2 separate regions of the Homo sapiens genome follow, and region 2 is linked to region 1. The links are chromatin loops, found by intact Hi-C in ENCODE. Cell type or tissue: endothelial cell of umbilical vein. All regions are shown on one strand.

Evidence for each region. Peaks named below come from ENCODE experiments on the same cell type or tissue, not always from the same donor. Only the 100,000 strongest peaks of a DNase experiment are listed, where the experiment ranks them.
Region 2: a loop joins it to region 1, with 5 times the contacts of the local background. A loop is called at or near these places in 3 of 110 quality-filtered maps.

The regions. Positions count from the first base shown.
Region 1 is chr4:157,123,811-157,131,810 of GRCh38, forward strand. The region is part of intron 4 of GLRB (glycine receptor beta); the gene reads left to right. Among named protein-coding and RNA genes, the nearest start is that of GLRB, 52 kb to the left of the region's middle. In endothelial cell of umbilical vein, a CTCF peak has its summit at 4,812; a DNase peak (open chromatin) is centred at 4,761.
Region 2 is chr4:157,072,276-157,080,275 of GRCh38, forward strand. GLRB (glycine receptor beta) reads left to right here and starts at 3,875. Exons shown (of 10, transcript NM_000824.5): 1 at 3,875-4,022; 2 at 5,721-5,871. The coding sequence starts at 5,750. RefSeq lists a silencer at 982-1,276. In endothelial cell of umbilical vein, no CTCF peak of the experiment used is centred here; a DNase peak (open chromatin) is centred at 4,046; H3K4me3 peaks cover 1,137 bases.

The sequences.
Region 1 (8,000 bases):
ACACTAATACAGAAACACAGCTATGAAGATATTGCGTCTTATAGGAAACATCCCCACTCTTTATCTTGCATGCCCCTGTGATCAGATCCAAGAGAGTTTTAGGTCAGCTAATGCAAGGATCTTTTTTTCTTCTTTGCATATGTCATAGCTCAGTAGGTATCATTAATGTATCTATTTTGTAATAAATACTGAATTCCTTCCAACTATCAGGAAGGAATTCTGGTAGGTCTCATCAGTAGTTACTAGACTGTATTGAGTTGAAAATACCAGGGAGCATGTAATATTTAAATAAATTCTTACAGAGTTTTGATGATTATGATAAAATATTTCATCATTTCTAATATCCTCTCACTCATCTGCACAGACCCATCCCAGTAGTTAGCCAAGAATAACTTATCCTCGGTACCAGATTCAATAAATTCTCACCATGGAGTCTTTACCCTTGCTTTTTATTCTTGATCTTCTTCTCTTCTAAACAGAAATTTTCATGGCTATTCTCACTCACTTTGTGCACTCTTTTCAATCTAGGTTTTTCATCTCTATTATTTGTCTGTTACTTTAATAGCTTCTATACTGTAATTAAATTATTTTTGTGTGTATTCCTTTTATTCTCTAATGGACTATAAACTCATAAAATTAGCAATAATGTATTCTACTTACTCATTTTTCCATAAAATACAGAAGACATTAGGCACTCAATGGTGAACACATAAATAAATATTTTTATATTAGCCAATAGTGAGTGAATAAATGAACAAATAAAATTGCTATTTGCTTAGTTAAGTAAAATGGTTGGTGGAACAAATTTAAACAGTAGATTAATGTTGAGCATTTAGATGGCTTAATAACAGACTGAATAATGTCGTTACTACAGAGTGTAATTTTGAAAACTTTGAAAACCTTTATCTAAAGGAGTCAAATTATTTATATTCATTATTTCTTTGATCATATAGCCTGGATGAAAACCAATCTGCCCTTCACTTTATATTGACCGACATGCCTAAATGTTTAAGATCAGAACTACACTCATTAAATAGATGTAAATATTCCATTTTATCATAATTATTCTTTTTTGCTTCCAGCAATATTTATTTTATATACCTTTATAAAGTAGAATTGTACACATATATCATTTTACAGTCATATTTCATATATTTGCTCAGTCTTCTCAAGGCAAATGCTGTAATACCTTGTTGTTTAATAGTTAGGAAAGCATAAGTCATTATAGATACATAAATGACATTAAAATATCTTTCAAAAGAAAAAATTCATCTAGACAACACTTCATTTCTTCATAATTTGTTATAAACAATGGTCAGAAAATAATAGTGATAACACAGAAGTGTAACCCAAAAGGGTATACATGTCTGGACAGGAGTTATGTTATGAGAGGATACTTCTTCAAAACAAACAAAAATAATAAAAATAAACAAAAAAAGTTCCCCAAAACAAGAGTTTGAGAAAGCAGAGAGTATTAGATTTGTCTATATATAAGATGCACATTCATGGCAATATAATGGTGGGCTGTGTGTGAGTTGTGTCATCCAACAGGCTTGTGTTTGAGTCTGTTGTGTCCTTGCTGTGTTACTAAAGGGAGGGAATAAGTTACAAAATTAAAACAACGGTATTTTGACTGGCATAGCAACCACTATGCCAGTGATGATGACTTTTTGGTTGTCATACATTAGCAAATTAATTTAAAATTTCACAGTAGTATATTATCCTAAAAACTGAATTATTTCTAATTGTATTAGCAGTCCTACTGTATATGTGTGGCTTTGTCTATTACTAGCCTCCTAGAAATCTCCCCTACAAGGATGTACAAAAATAAAGGAATTCCTGGCCAGGCACAGTGGCTCATGTCTGTAATCCTAGCAACTTGGGAAGCTGAGGCAGGTGGATCACTTGAGGTCAGGAGTATAAGACCAGCCTGGCCGACACTGTGAACCCCGTCTGTACTAAAAATACAAAATAAATAAATAAATAAATTAGCTGGGCATGGTGGTGCACACCAGTAATCCCAGCTACTTGGGAGGCTGAGGCTGGAGAATCACTTGAATCCAGGAGGTGGAGGTTGCAGTGAGCTGAGATCATGCCAAAGGAAGTCTTAACATTTAAAAAGCTTCAGTATTGCTCTGTGCTTTCCTCTGAAATTCAAACCATTCTACTTCAGCAGATAGTGCTTATTAAAGAAAGCACAATGCAGAACACAGAGCCTGGGAGTAGATATAACATGAATAGCCACGAGTCAGGTGTCAGAAAGATGGAGGGCAACTTTTAAAGGAAGAGGGGCAGCCCATTTCATCAGTGGATAATGTTGATTATCAAACAAGGAAGCAAGCAAAGTTATTGGCATTAATGTTATTGTCAGGAAATTTTAACCAATTCTATTTGGAAAAAATTTGTTTTTGCTTTTTTTCTCTAAATTTAGATGCTAAATGTTGCTGGCTAAACTAGAAGTCACCTCACATTATTCATAAACCATAATTGTATAGTGGAGGAAAAATTACAGCCTTATTAATATTCCTTAAGGTCTTCCATATCTCTGTGGTTATACGCTGCTTCAGCCTGTTTTATGGCCTCATTGTGAAGCTTTATAGTTCCTATTTCTCATGTCTGTGTGCTCATTTGTATTTTGCTACCTTACATTTTTGTAAGGTATCATTATCAATACTATAAGTGGTATTTACCAACATTAACAGTAGCATCACCAAAATTGTCAAATAAATGTTATCATCCCAATTTGAAGTTGCTGGAACAGTCAGTTCTAGTTCTACCAGTTTATGTGCTACTGCTTGTGACAACTGAAATAAGAGTATTCAAAACAGTGAGAAGAATGATTTGTTAGGGGCTAGGTGACATCTGTTCTACAGTTATGCTTACAATATTTGTTGAGTTTCCATTCAGTTCCTAACTTTGGCTTTAATCAGCAGGATTTTCATAATTGAAAATGTGACCTATCGAACTTATGTAGGGAAAACTGGGTATTATCGTGTATTGTCATAATCTATACACTGGCACTTTGACTTATCAGAAATACATAAGAGCTCTTTCATGGAAATAAAAGCCTGTTTATACAATCTATTTTCTTTCTTTAGTTTAGGCATCCTTTGTAATTATATTGAATTATTATTGCACTATAATTCATGATCCTGTCAGACTTTCTATGCCTTTTTGTTCCATGACTTTTTGTTTATTTTAATAATAGATTGCAACTCCTTTTGGGAAACACAGCTGTGACTGTCAAGAAAAAAATTCATATTTGGGATCCACTAAAAATGCTTGATTCTAGTTCTTGGTAATTGCTCATCTTTGTTGTTTTAAAACAATTTTATTTTATATATTTTTATATTTAGATTTAAAATGCTTTCCTTAAAACTTGCCTCAGTTTACTATTTATATTTTGTTTTTGTTGTTAATTTTAAAGCATGTACTATAGAATAATAGAATTTACTGTAGAATAATATTAGACATATTTGTCCCATTTTTTATTTCACATATCTTAGTAGATTTTACATCTTAGATGTAAAATCATAAACATTAAACTGATTTCATATTTATTTTTCTCATGTTATTCATCTTCAGGGTTTGCACTCTGTTGTTGGCTGAATAATGGCCCCCTAAAGATGTTCATGTCATAATCACCAGTAATCACAATTCTTATATGAAATTTCTAATCTCACTAGAGGCTAAATTTTATATCCTTTTCAAACCTGTGGATATGCTGTTTTATATGTTAAAAAGGACATTTCAGATGTGATTAAATTAAATATTTGGAGATCGGGGGAGAGTATCCCAGTTTCTTCAAGTGAACCAGTGTAATTGATAGCGTTCTTGTAAGACAGAGACAGCAAGATCAGGGTCAGTGGTAGTAGCTGTGATGCAGGAAGCATGAAGCAGTTGTCATGCAAGGAAGGGACCATGACTTAAGGAATGCAGGTGACCTCTAGGAGCTGAAGAAGCCAAAGGAAAGAGGTTCATTCCTCAGAGGCTTCAAAGGAACCAGCCCCTCAGACAGAACAATTGACTTCAGCTCAGTGAACATGATTTTGGTCTTCTAAGCTACAGAACTGTAAGATACTAAATGTGTGGTGCTTGAAGCCACTATTTTTGGTAATTTTGTTACAGTGGCAATTGGAAACTAGTACATATGCTGATGAGCATTTGTTAGTAATTTTTTTCCTTCTGAATTCTGCTGGAGGTTTATCTGATTGCATATAACTTCCTCCCAAGTCCAGCTGAAGGATTATCTGATTATAACATAACTTTTTCCATATATGAAAATGCCAGACTAATCAGTTGTATTTTATTGAGTAATTACTTAAACCTCTCACTCATTAAGGTTAATTCTATTAAGGATGTAATTTTTAAATATCTATATATATGTTTTTAGTAGTTAAAATATACTTTATTCCTTTGTGTCAAAGTTACCTTTTTTTAGTGTACGTACATGAAACTCAACAATTTGTTATGGATACTTTCCTCATTACCTTTTTTCTTCAAGTTACATTATTTGGAAGCATTGGTGATTAAATTTCACAAGTAAGAGTACTGTATTAGGCATTGTGGAAGGATGAAAAATGTCCAAGTTTTGTTTTCTCTTTCTAGTAATTTGATTATTGTTATTAGTGGATATGAAAAAAATTAATGGTGTGAATAATACTACACAACTTCCTGAACTGAACTGTCAACATGATACAGAAGGCATTTCCTCATTCCTGTATTTAATAGAAGTGTATTGGATGCTTTTTATACTCAGCCTCAGCAGGTCTCTATTCTTTATGGGGTTTCCAGCCTAGTGTGGCACCATAGCACCACCTAGCAGGCTCTCCTAATAGAAATGGACTATGAACATAGATCTAGAAAAATTAATTATCCATAAGGTTTTATTGAAGAATCTTTAATTATAAACCTTGAAAAATGATATATTGAGAAAAATCACTACTATATAACCTAAGAGTTTTTACAGGCATTTGGGTAACTTGCAATTCTTATATGGAATTTTAACCTGACTTGAGGCTAAATTTTAAATCCTTTTCAAACCAGGCTTTTAATAGCCCTATTGACAGAACTTTAATTATAATGCTGCCAGATGCTATAAGAGCTGATCTCTTTTATTTATTTGAATGCTAATTTTTGCCATAATGCAAAGAAAACAAATGAATTAAAGATTATATATGTGAGCTATTCTAACAACATTACAAAATATAAACAGTTCTTAATATTAAAATATCATTTATGAAACTTAACCGATTATAGTGTCTTGTTGTGAAATGTTTTATTGCCTTGAAGAAATGGTTTAATTTGGGTGTTAATTGGTTCTAAAAGTTTTTGGAGACCATCCATTTTTTCAGATAATGATTAATAGTGTGTTATTTGGAATGAACAATGAATAGTATTTGTCACCAGTGCTTTAAAAGCAATTAAGTAATTTCCCACTCATAAAAGAGGTCTGTTTCTGATGGGAATTTGTTTCTTGCAAGATAAATGATAGAGCTATAATTACTGTGATTGAATAATTGAAAATGAAAATAAATAGGTTTCAAAGATGGTTATCTTAATATAAAGCATTTGAAATGCCAATAACTAGTAATTATTTGAAAATACTCATAAAACACTAACCAAAACATGTAACTAATGAGCTTTTATCTTTTCATGAATGTTCAACACAAACTATTAACTTAAATTGTAAAAATTTGAAATATTCTTAAAAGATACATAAGCTTGCTGGAACTTGCGTGGAATCATAGTATTATATGGCCTCATAACTAATAGAAAAGAATCTTTGAAGCACTTTCATAATGAAATAAGACATAATAATCAGGATGATACACTGAATGAACCAGTGAAGTAGGCAATTTCCAGTTTTGGTGATGCTCATTGGAATATGACTCTGATGGAATTCTATTTAAACAAAATAATTGGGGTAGAGACCCATTTGAGCTTTTTTTTTGTGGTGTATTGAGGTGACAATGGTGCAGCTTAAAGCAAGAAGAGTTTAGGAGATGCTAAAAAATGTGTGTTAGCACTGTGTTGAGATTTGAGATCTAGAGGTGAATGACTGTTCAAAATAATTGTAGGTAGATCATCTCAGTATAGAGAAACCCAAACATGTTACACTATATGCAGAATTTTTTGAAGCAAAAAAGCATATTAAGCACTCTACAAGCATTAAAAAGGAATAACAACAACATGAAGGATATTTCCTAATAAAATGAAAAAGTTTTTTAGCACCTAATATCTCCAGGTGCAGTTCATGTACTTTGCATATAACATCTCACTGAATTCTTCCTAAAACTCTATGTTGTGAGTGTATGATTATTATCCCTATCTTATATGGAAGGGAACTTTGTCTTCCATTCACTCCTTAATCCCCTGCAATTTTGTTTTTGATACACCACTGTATCGAAAATGTTTTTGCTGTAATCTTCAGTGGCTTCCTCATTTGCTGAAAGTAGTCAGTGTTTTTGTTTGTTTGTTTGTTTTTGTACTTGACCTTCTGTGGCACTTACTGCTGTTGACCATCACAAAGCTTTTGTTCTTTTGGTTTAGTGAAATCACATTCTTAGGATTTTTTTCTTTTTCAGTCTTCTAGCCAGCCCTTTAAGTGCTTACCCTCCCAGGTATTTTTGTGTTTCTTGTTTTTGTTTTTGTTCTGTATTCCTGCTCTAAGTAATAATTTTGAACAAACCTATTCTTAGTCTTGATATTTTTTTGGTAATGTTTTGAAGGTTCATGCATGCTGTAACATGTGTCAGAATTTCATTCCTTTTTTATGGCCAAATAATATTCCATTGTGTGTGAATGTACCTACCAAATTTTGGTTATTTGTTTATCTGTTAATGGACATGGGTTATTTTCAGCTTTTGGCTGCTGTAAATAATGTTGCTATGAACATGGGTGTACAAGTGTATCTGTTGGAGTGTCTGCTTTCAATTTTTGGGGGTATATACCTAGGATTGGAATTGCTGAATCATATAGAAATTCTGTGTTTAGCCCTTTGAGGAAAATATATAATTTTTAAAAGTTTAAGACAGACTTATAGTGAAGACATATCAATGATTTATTTGATGCACTAATAAGGGAACCAACAGCATAGTGAAGCTGATCCAAGGAAGAATTCAAGAGACTGCAGTGAAAGAAATAATGCTGAAATTAGATTGTTAAATTTAATACAAAACTTGTTAATGTTATACAGAGACGTATAGGCATAGTCTTGAAGAATTTTTTTTCTACAAGACAGAAATCATTAGTAACATCAATTTTTAAAAGTTATCTAATTTTACAGTCATAACCCTAATCAATAGAAAGTAGCAATTGAAAGTTACATTGTCCTGGAGAATCACAGGCACTAAGGTGGGCTTGTTAGACATTGTTTTAGTGTGATATTGAAAGAACAAACAATATTTTTGCCTTATCTTAAAACTTGGGATGTTTTTTCTTAACCTTGTATTTCTTGACTTTGATTTTGTTTATGGTATTTTTTGCATTCACTTTTTAAGAGTAGACTCGATGTAGACATTATTGTAGCTTTATTCATAATTGACAAAAATGTCACTTAGTAAATGAATGGATAAACACACCAAATTGATACATTTGTTATCAAACATAATTAGACGTTATCCTCCAAAGTTTATCTTTTATATTAGGTTTCATTCCTAGTTTAGAACATTCTATGGGTTTTGTCAAATGTATAATGATATATATTCACCATTATAGTATCATACAGAAGGGTTTCACTGCCCTAAAAATCATCTGTGCTTTGCCTCTTTATCCCTTTCTCCTCTCTAAATTCTGGAACCACTGATCTTTTTACTGTCTCCATAGTTTTGCCTTTTCCAGAATGTCAGATAATTGGAATCGTACATTATGCAGCCTTTTCAGATTAGCTTCTTTCACTTAATGATATGCATTTAATGTTTCACCATATCTTCTCATGGCTTGATTGTTCAGTTCTTTTTAACACTGAATAATATTCCATTGTCTGAATGTACCACAGT
Region 2 (8,000 bases), 52 kb before region 1:
CACACACAAAAAATGATTTGGTGAGAATACTCTCTCTGTATCCAAAGTTTGATTTCTTAGTATAACAGAAGATATTTAGGGCTGTATTTAGGTTTTATTATCAAGTCAAATAAAATAAATATATTATAGGCCAGGTGAAGATGGATGCATAGAAAATAGAGTCCTTAGCTACCCAGGAGTCTGAGGTAGGAAGTTTGCTTGAGCATGAGAGGAGGAGGTTGCAGTGAATCAAGATCATGCCACTGTACTCCAACCGGGGCGACAGAGCCAGACCCTGTTTCAAAAAGAAAAAAAAAAAGAAAAAAGAAAGAAAAGAAGGTTAGAAGGTTTTTAGTGTTTAGATGTAGGCCTACAAAATGTTCTCAGTGTAGACGTACAAGAAAGAAATGGATAACAGGGTCCCAGTAAGCAAAAAATGCATGTACCCACAAAAATTAAAAATAATTAAAAAAAAAACAGCCACAACAAAATTCTATCATTCCATTAAGCAAATAAAAACAAGCAAAAATAGGGGAGGTTAATTCTTTGTGACTTTTCTTCTCTGCAGCAGATTTTTAACGTCAATTAACCTGTTTATTTCTTGGTACAATCCTGCAAATTATGCATTGTCATTTTCATTTTACTAATAAAGAAACATGAAATTTGAAGAAATTAATAAATGAGGCCAAGATTTACACATTCATTCAACACTATTCTAGGTGTGTGGGCAACATCAATGGACAAAAATAGATACAAATCTCTGCCTTCATGAAGCCTACATTTTAGCAAGGAAACAGAGGCCACAAACTGTAAGTATATTGTATGATGAGTTGGGAGGTAATAAGTACTATGAAAACAAAAAGAAAAGCAGGCAAAGGGGGATTGGAAATCTTTGGATGGGAGATGGTTTGCACTTTTAAATAACATTGGATAAATCTCTGTGAGACGGTGACATCTGGGTTGATGTTGAAGATATGAGGGAGTCAGTCATGTGGTGGTCTGGGGGGAAAGCATTTTAGACAGAGGAGCCAATAACCTAAGATGGGACCATACCTGGCTTTGGCATGTTGGAGAAGCAGCAAGATCAGCAGGGCTGAAAGAGAGCGAGCCATTAGGAGAGAAGAAGTCAGAGTTAGGGGGAGGAGATGCATAACAATTGAAGGTTTGTAGACCATTGTAAACACTGGTTTATAAAATGGGGACTAACTGCTGGGTGTTGAGTTGAGGAATGACACAATATGACCTATGACATGTTTTAAAGGGATCACTCTGGCTACTGTTTTGAGATTACTCAAGGGTAGGAGAGGACAATGATAGAGGCAGGGTGAGTAGCTAAAGTGCTATTATAGTAATCTAACGTAGAGATGAAAGTCACTGAGTCTAGGTTGGCTGCAGTAAAAATCATAAGAAGTAGCTGAATTCCTGTTGTCATTTGAGAGTAAACAGGATTTCCTCAGAGATTTGGTTGTGAGGTGTGAGAAAAAGAGCGGAATCAAGAACAACTTCATGATTTTTAGCCTGACCAACCCTAAGGATGAGGTTGCCGTGAACTGAGAAGGAGAAGGCTGAATGTGGGGCAGATTTTAGGGAGAACCATAGCTCAGTTTGGGACACACTGAGTTTGACATGTTTATTAAATACGCAAGTTGAAATGTTGAAAAGGCAGTTAGATAGATGAGTCTGGAGTTCTGGAGAGATGTCTAGTCAGGAGAAGTACATATGGGAGCTATCAACATGGTGTTTAAAACCTTGTGACCAGATGAAATTACTAAAGGAGTGAATATTGATAGAAATAAATAGAGAAAAGTAGATCAACACTTGACAGAATTGGGGAAAATAGGTTATTTCATGACATTATTTAGAAGCATCCCTTTTCACACTATGATATAAAAGTTATAGAAATATAGGTAAGCAGATCACTTTCATAGAAAAAAATTTTCAGAATTCTGAACTTGACCATTTTACAGGCTAGAAGAAGTGCTTTTAGGGCATCAACTATATTTCTTAACCTTTGGGCCAAAACCCTACAAACCCATCCAACCTGCTGGACTTGCTTTTCTTCTGAATAACCTAATTCTCCAATATAACATCCATGGATGGCACAGAAACAATACTAGGGAAGGTGAGCAAGTCTGTTGTAGGTATTTTCAGCATAGTTCTTCCAAATGTGGACATTAGAGTTTGTAAATAAAAGATGTTCATTTTATTACAGGAATCGGAATTCCTATTATTCTAAACTCTTAATAATTTCTTGATTAATTGAAAACTAAGTGTAAGGTTTTCGCCAACTTCTAAACTCCCCTGGCTGCATGAAAACTAATTCCTTTATCATTCTTCATATGACCTATTCACCAAAAGTTATATCTTATGAAACGTATATTATCAATATAGTTCTCTCTAATAAAGCATTAAAATCCAAAGTTATATCCTGATCCACTTTGGCGGGGGGGTCTTCAAACAGTACAGCTCTTTGAATAATGATCATTTTGTAATGTAAATAAGGTAATGATCACTTATTAATGATCACTACTCTTAGGCAGCAGAATATCTCATGAAGCTTATGGAACACGGTTATATGCAGGAAATATTCCTTCCCTCCATATGCTGCGGGTGGAAAAATTTATTAGTGGATACATCTGTGGGTCCACAATACAATGCTAAGTGATGCTCACTTGAGACAATGCTTTTTTAATAAAAAAAATCCATCAGGACCTGGTGCAGTGGGGTGGGGTGGCTCAAGCCTGTAAGCCCCCCAGCTTGGGAGGCTAAGGCAGGCGGATGGCTTCAGGCCAGAGTTGGAGACCATCCTGGACAACAAAGCCAGAGATGCTGTCTCTTAAAAAATAATAATAATAATTAGTGGAGCGCAATGGCCTGTCTGTTGTTCCAGCTACTCTACTAGGGAGACCGAGACAAGAGGATCTCTTGATTGCCCAGAAGTTCAAGACTGCGGTGAGCGATGACTGTGCCTCTGCACTCCAGCCTGGGCAACAAAGTGAGCTCCTGTTGCTTAAAAAATAACAATTAAAAAAAATCAATCAGGCATACATTCAAGAGGTAATAGGATAGCCTTATCTGTTATCTAAGGGCTGCATATCCAAGTAAGGGCTACTTCTTCACAAGGATGAGGACAACAGTATTTTGCTCTTATAAGGCAGAGACCCTGTCTGGTTCAGATATGCAAAAATCACTAATTTTGAATCTCTGGTAAATTTCTTTCAAGATCTGTAACTCTAAGTAAATCTCTTAATATAACTGAGTTTCAGATTCTTCATCTACAGAAGGGGATGACAAAACTTGCCCAGGAATGTGGTGAGGGCCACATGAGATAAGGCGAGTGAAAGGTGTTTTGCAACTGTCAAGTTCTGTACACATGTTAATTATGTAACAGATGTTAAACATAGTATTACCTGTATGACTATATTGTCAGTAATTTTGACCAATTTAAGCTTGCTCAGAAAGTTCAGGCTTTTAGAAATTGGAAGACCCGGAGATTAAGCTGGATGTCTGGGTTCCAGGCAAATGGTGAAATGACAGAAAATGTGTTTTGTTCGCTTTGACCCAAGAAGGTCATTTGTTGCTCTGTTGTTTGTTGCTAGTGGTCAAAAGCTGACCCCAAGCAATCCCAGCTCCTTGAAAGGTTTTTTCTTTTTGTACCGACACTATCATTCCCGCCCTTCGTCCCCAACTCCTTTAGTCCCCTAAGGAGTGAGGGGGGTACACATTTCTGCTCGGTAACCCCTCCAATGCCTGAAGGGGACGATGCCGTGACGTTGCTCTGTCGGGACACCTCTTCCCTCCCCCGCCCGCGGTCGCCAGGTTCCCCCGCGGCCCGCGCTGTCCCCGCTGCGGCCCCGACCGCGGCGCGCCACGGCGCAGGCTCCGCGGCCCGAGCAGGCGCGTCAGCCGAGCTCGGCGGTGGCGCGGGCGGCTGGGACGCAGCTGCCCCCGCTCGGCGCCCGCTGCACCCTTAGCAGCCACTGCCACCTGGGCCCGGAGCCTCCACGATCTCGCCCGGCGATTGTGGGCAGGGGCGCCTCCGGGTAAGTGCCAGGAGCTCCACTTAGGAGGAGGGGACGCGGGTTGGGGCGGCGACGGTGGTCTGAGGACGGGAATAGACGCCTTTGCGGAAACAGCGGGTCAAGCCCGGGGCGGCGGAGCGCGAGGAGCACTGCGGCGTGCCCGGGAGGACGCGCGCTGCCCTGCGCGGGAGAGGGGCGCGGGGCGCCTGGCAGCGGCAGCCGGGTCCCCGCTGCGGTGGCGCCCGCGGAGACGCTCCGGGTGGAGAGATGCAGAGGGCCGGGGTAATTAGGAAACGCAAGGTTGGCCAGGAGGGCTCCTTGCGTTGTTTTGTTTATGAGGATCCTCCAGTCAATGCAGCTGTCCCCCTTGAAAGATTGGGGGTGAGGACAGAGCAGAGTGGTGAATTTCTCTGTTTTTCGAAGCGTTAGGGGGGCTCGGCCCTCCTTTTTGCGGGGGCAAGGATGTGAAAGTGGGAGAAGTACCTGCTGCTGTGGGCAAGGTGTCTGGAAGCAGGTGCCGCTGTCGGATGGGGGAAGGGAGCGTCCAATGTTGTGAAGTTGCCAGAGGAGAACCTTGTGTTGTTGCTGTTGGTCTGATGAGCCCCCTCTGTTGTCTTCAATTTAAAGTACCCAGGGAGAAGCCCCTCTGGCTTGCCTGGAGTGTGTGTAAAAGATAAATATGGGGGGAAGAATCCTGGGGGGGGGGGGGGAAGATGAAAAACATGACATAAGGAGAAGCAAATTTCTGAGGGTGAGATGGGAATTAAGTTAGCGTTGAAGAATATGACAGGTCTTTTACTCTGCGGAAAACAATGAAAGAGAAACAATTTATGGTTTGGAAATGAAGGTTGCAGAAGAGTTTGAACTTCTCTAGTGTAGGTAGAGGCTTAATTATTTTTTATTTATCAGAATCTCTGGCAAGAATATGGTTCTGATTTGAGCATGAAAATGTTATTAAAATATGGCTAGGACGATAATTTGAAAAAAATGTAACAACACTTGTTTTATTTCTTGTTGTAGAATTTCTGAAGTAATCTTTTTGATGACAAATGTTAGTAGCAAATAAGTAAGAAAGCTTTAAAGCTAACTTAAGAGGCACCTTTTTGGGGCAAAAAGGTAGCTTGCCAATGTAATGTGTTTAAATAAAAAAAGCAATGAATTTTGAATGTGGAACTCTTTGATATTAACTTTTTCTTTTATCTGTCTTTTTTAATACTTAGAATTTCTTTTTCTTTAAAATACATTATTTTTGAAAAAATATACATAAGAACTTCAAACAATATAAAAATTTAAAAAGAAAAAGATACTTCCAAAGTACTAGCCGAAGATAATCATTTTAACGCTGTGTTAAACCATGCTTCCAGATATCTTTCTGAACATATTTTTGATATACTGTGCAATTCAATATCAATTTATAATTTTGTGTAGCTATAGAATCAGAAATTTTATACAGTAACCTATTATATCTCGTTGGCGGTCTTGTTTTCTATGTGCCATTATTTAAACTGACTTTTACTGCTATATAAAAAAGACTTTACAACTACTATATAAAAAATACTAAATATGTTGTGAAGTATTACCACATAGGACTGAGCAATGAGGATTTGATGTACAAATGTACTTGCCCTTTGGGTAGTAATGCTTATACTCTTTAAAGGGACAGTCATATAGTTATCATTTTCTTCATAAATGTAAACATTTTCTTGTTCTCTCTTGTAGATCGATCTTCTGAAATTCAAGTTTTCAAGATGAAGTTTTTATTGACAACTGCCTTTTTAATTTTAATTTCCTTGTGGGTGGAAGAAGCCTATTCTAAGGAAAAGTCTTCAAAGAAAGGGAAGGGGAAAAAGAAGCAGTATCTATGCCCATCGTATGTTCTTCATGTCTTATATTCTTATATGGAGAAATGTTATTGCGTGTTTTATAAAAGTAAGGTGGTTTATGAAGACACACATCAACAAAACTTTTCATATCGGAATGTATATCCATCTGTTACAGAGACAGAAAATGATAGGGTGAGGAGAGGTTTAGAATGTAAGAATTAATTCCCAATGTTCAAGGTGGTTTTATAGTTTTCTTTTTTTAAATCATGCCATGGGTTTATATAATTTTTATACACTGTTTACAAAAGTAGAAAAAGTCACTATTTTTTTCTTATGCTAAATGTGCTGTGCAACTTTAATTGGATACTGATATACTGTGTTTTGAGCAAATACCAGTTCAAAAAGTTTTTTTTTAAAAAAACCCTAAAATATTTAATAATATTTTATTTAAAAGTCAGATAGGTAACTGTGATCTTAAGGTCAGTTCATATGTATGCATGGCAAAAGGAAATTCATATGATAGATCAATTTTCTAATTTAGTAATTGTAAATAGGTTATATTAGGAGATTAGGATATTTTGTAGAAAGCAGGTCATTAAATTTGAAATTACTTGAAAACACAAATTCTAAATCCAACACATCCCCCACAAAAGACAAAGTTTTGTGGTGTGGAGTCTTGTTTATTTTTTTTAGATGAAGTCTCTTTCTGTCACCCAGGCTGGAGTGCAGTGGCACAATTATCTACTCACTGCAACCTCTACCTCCCGGGTTCAAGCAATTCTCCTGCCTCAGCCTCCCAAGTAGCTGGGATTACAGGTGCCCACCACCACGCCCAGCTAATTTTTGTATTTTTTAGTAGAGACAGGATTTCACCATGTTGACCTGTCTGGTCTCCAACTCCTGACCCTGGGTGATCTGCTCGCCTTGGCATCCCAAAGTGCTGGGATTACAGGCGTGGTTCACCGCACCTGGCCAAGTCTTTTTTTTAATAGGAAAGATTAACATTACTGGTCAATGAAAGTAAAATAGAGCAATTGTACAGTATATAAGTAAACAACTTTCTCAAAATATAACGTGCTTTTAGGTAATAATGCAATATATGCAGTGATTTGGAATAAAAGTTAATTTTCTATTACAGGTCATCTTCAATTAATATTTCTCAAATGTAATATTGATCATAGATAACATTTTATTCCAGCATCATTATTATTTAAATAGAGATTATTATGGTTTTACAGATGTTCCATAAGAGATGAGGTACATTTTGGGAAGTATATTTTGTAAAGAAAGGACACTAGAATTGGTATTTTGTAATAGGTGTTTGTATGAATTTGTGAGAGTAAAATTCTGGAGAGAGTATCATGATCCACGTAATGTCTAGCATTAAATTCAGCTCCATGTGAAGGGATATTTCCTGATTTTCACCCTTAATAGTCCTGCTTATTCTAGTGCTGCAGCATATTCTGATGTCAGGGCCAAATTTCTGGGTATATGACACAATGGCCCTGAATTATGTTTGTGTGTCCCTCCTTGGCCATCTGCCCAGCTGGATATCAGCTGGGAACAATGGAGGCAGGTTCAGGAATAACCACAATCTACAACCATCTCAACTCTTCACTGTTACTGTTTTTGTGCCACAAGCTGGAGATTAGCATTTTAGGGAACTGGACATTGTCAGGCCTTAGTATTCCTAAGCGAAAGGACACTTCTTTGTGTTTTAGATATTCTTTCTATTACCTTTTCTTTGATGAATGTTGGGACATTAACACAAACTGTTGTCTATGTCATATAGTCACCGTAATTCTATGTATGGAATCAAGCCATCTTGGGTTTCTGTATCTGAGCAAGCTGATAAGGCTCCTGTTCTCCCAGTACACCCACCCCCCATCCTACATCAAATGTCATAATCAAATTATTCTGAAGATGGCAACAGCAAATCTTATAACTACCATATATATTACGAGAGTATTTTAGAGGACATTCTCTTTTCACAACTACATTATTAAATAGCCTTATGTGTAGACTGTATATACTTACGGTGTGTATAGTTATTTAAGACAGATTTTCAAAGTTAAATTTAGTAGATAAAGAGTATAACAATAAGAGTTCTCTTCTGATGAATATGACATCTTCAAGTGGAAGACCCAACATATACCTGTTAAGCCCACATCTCAAT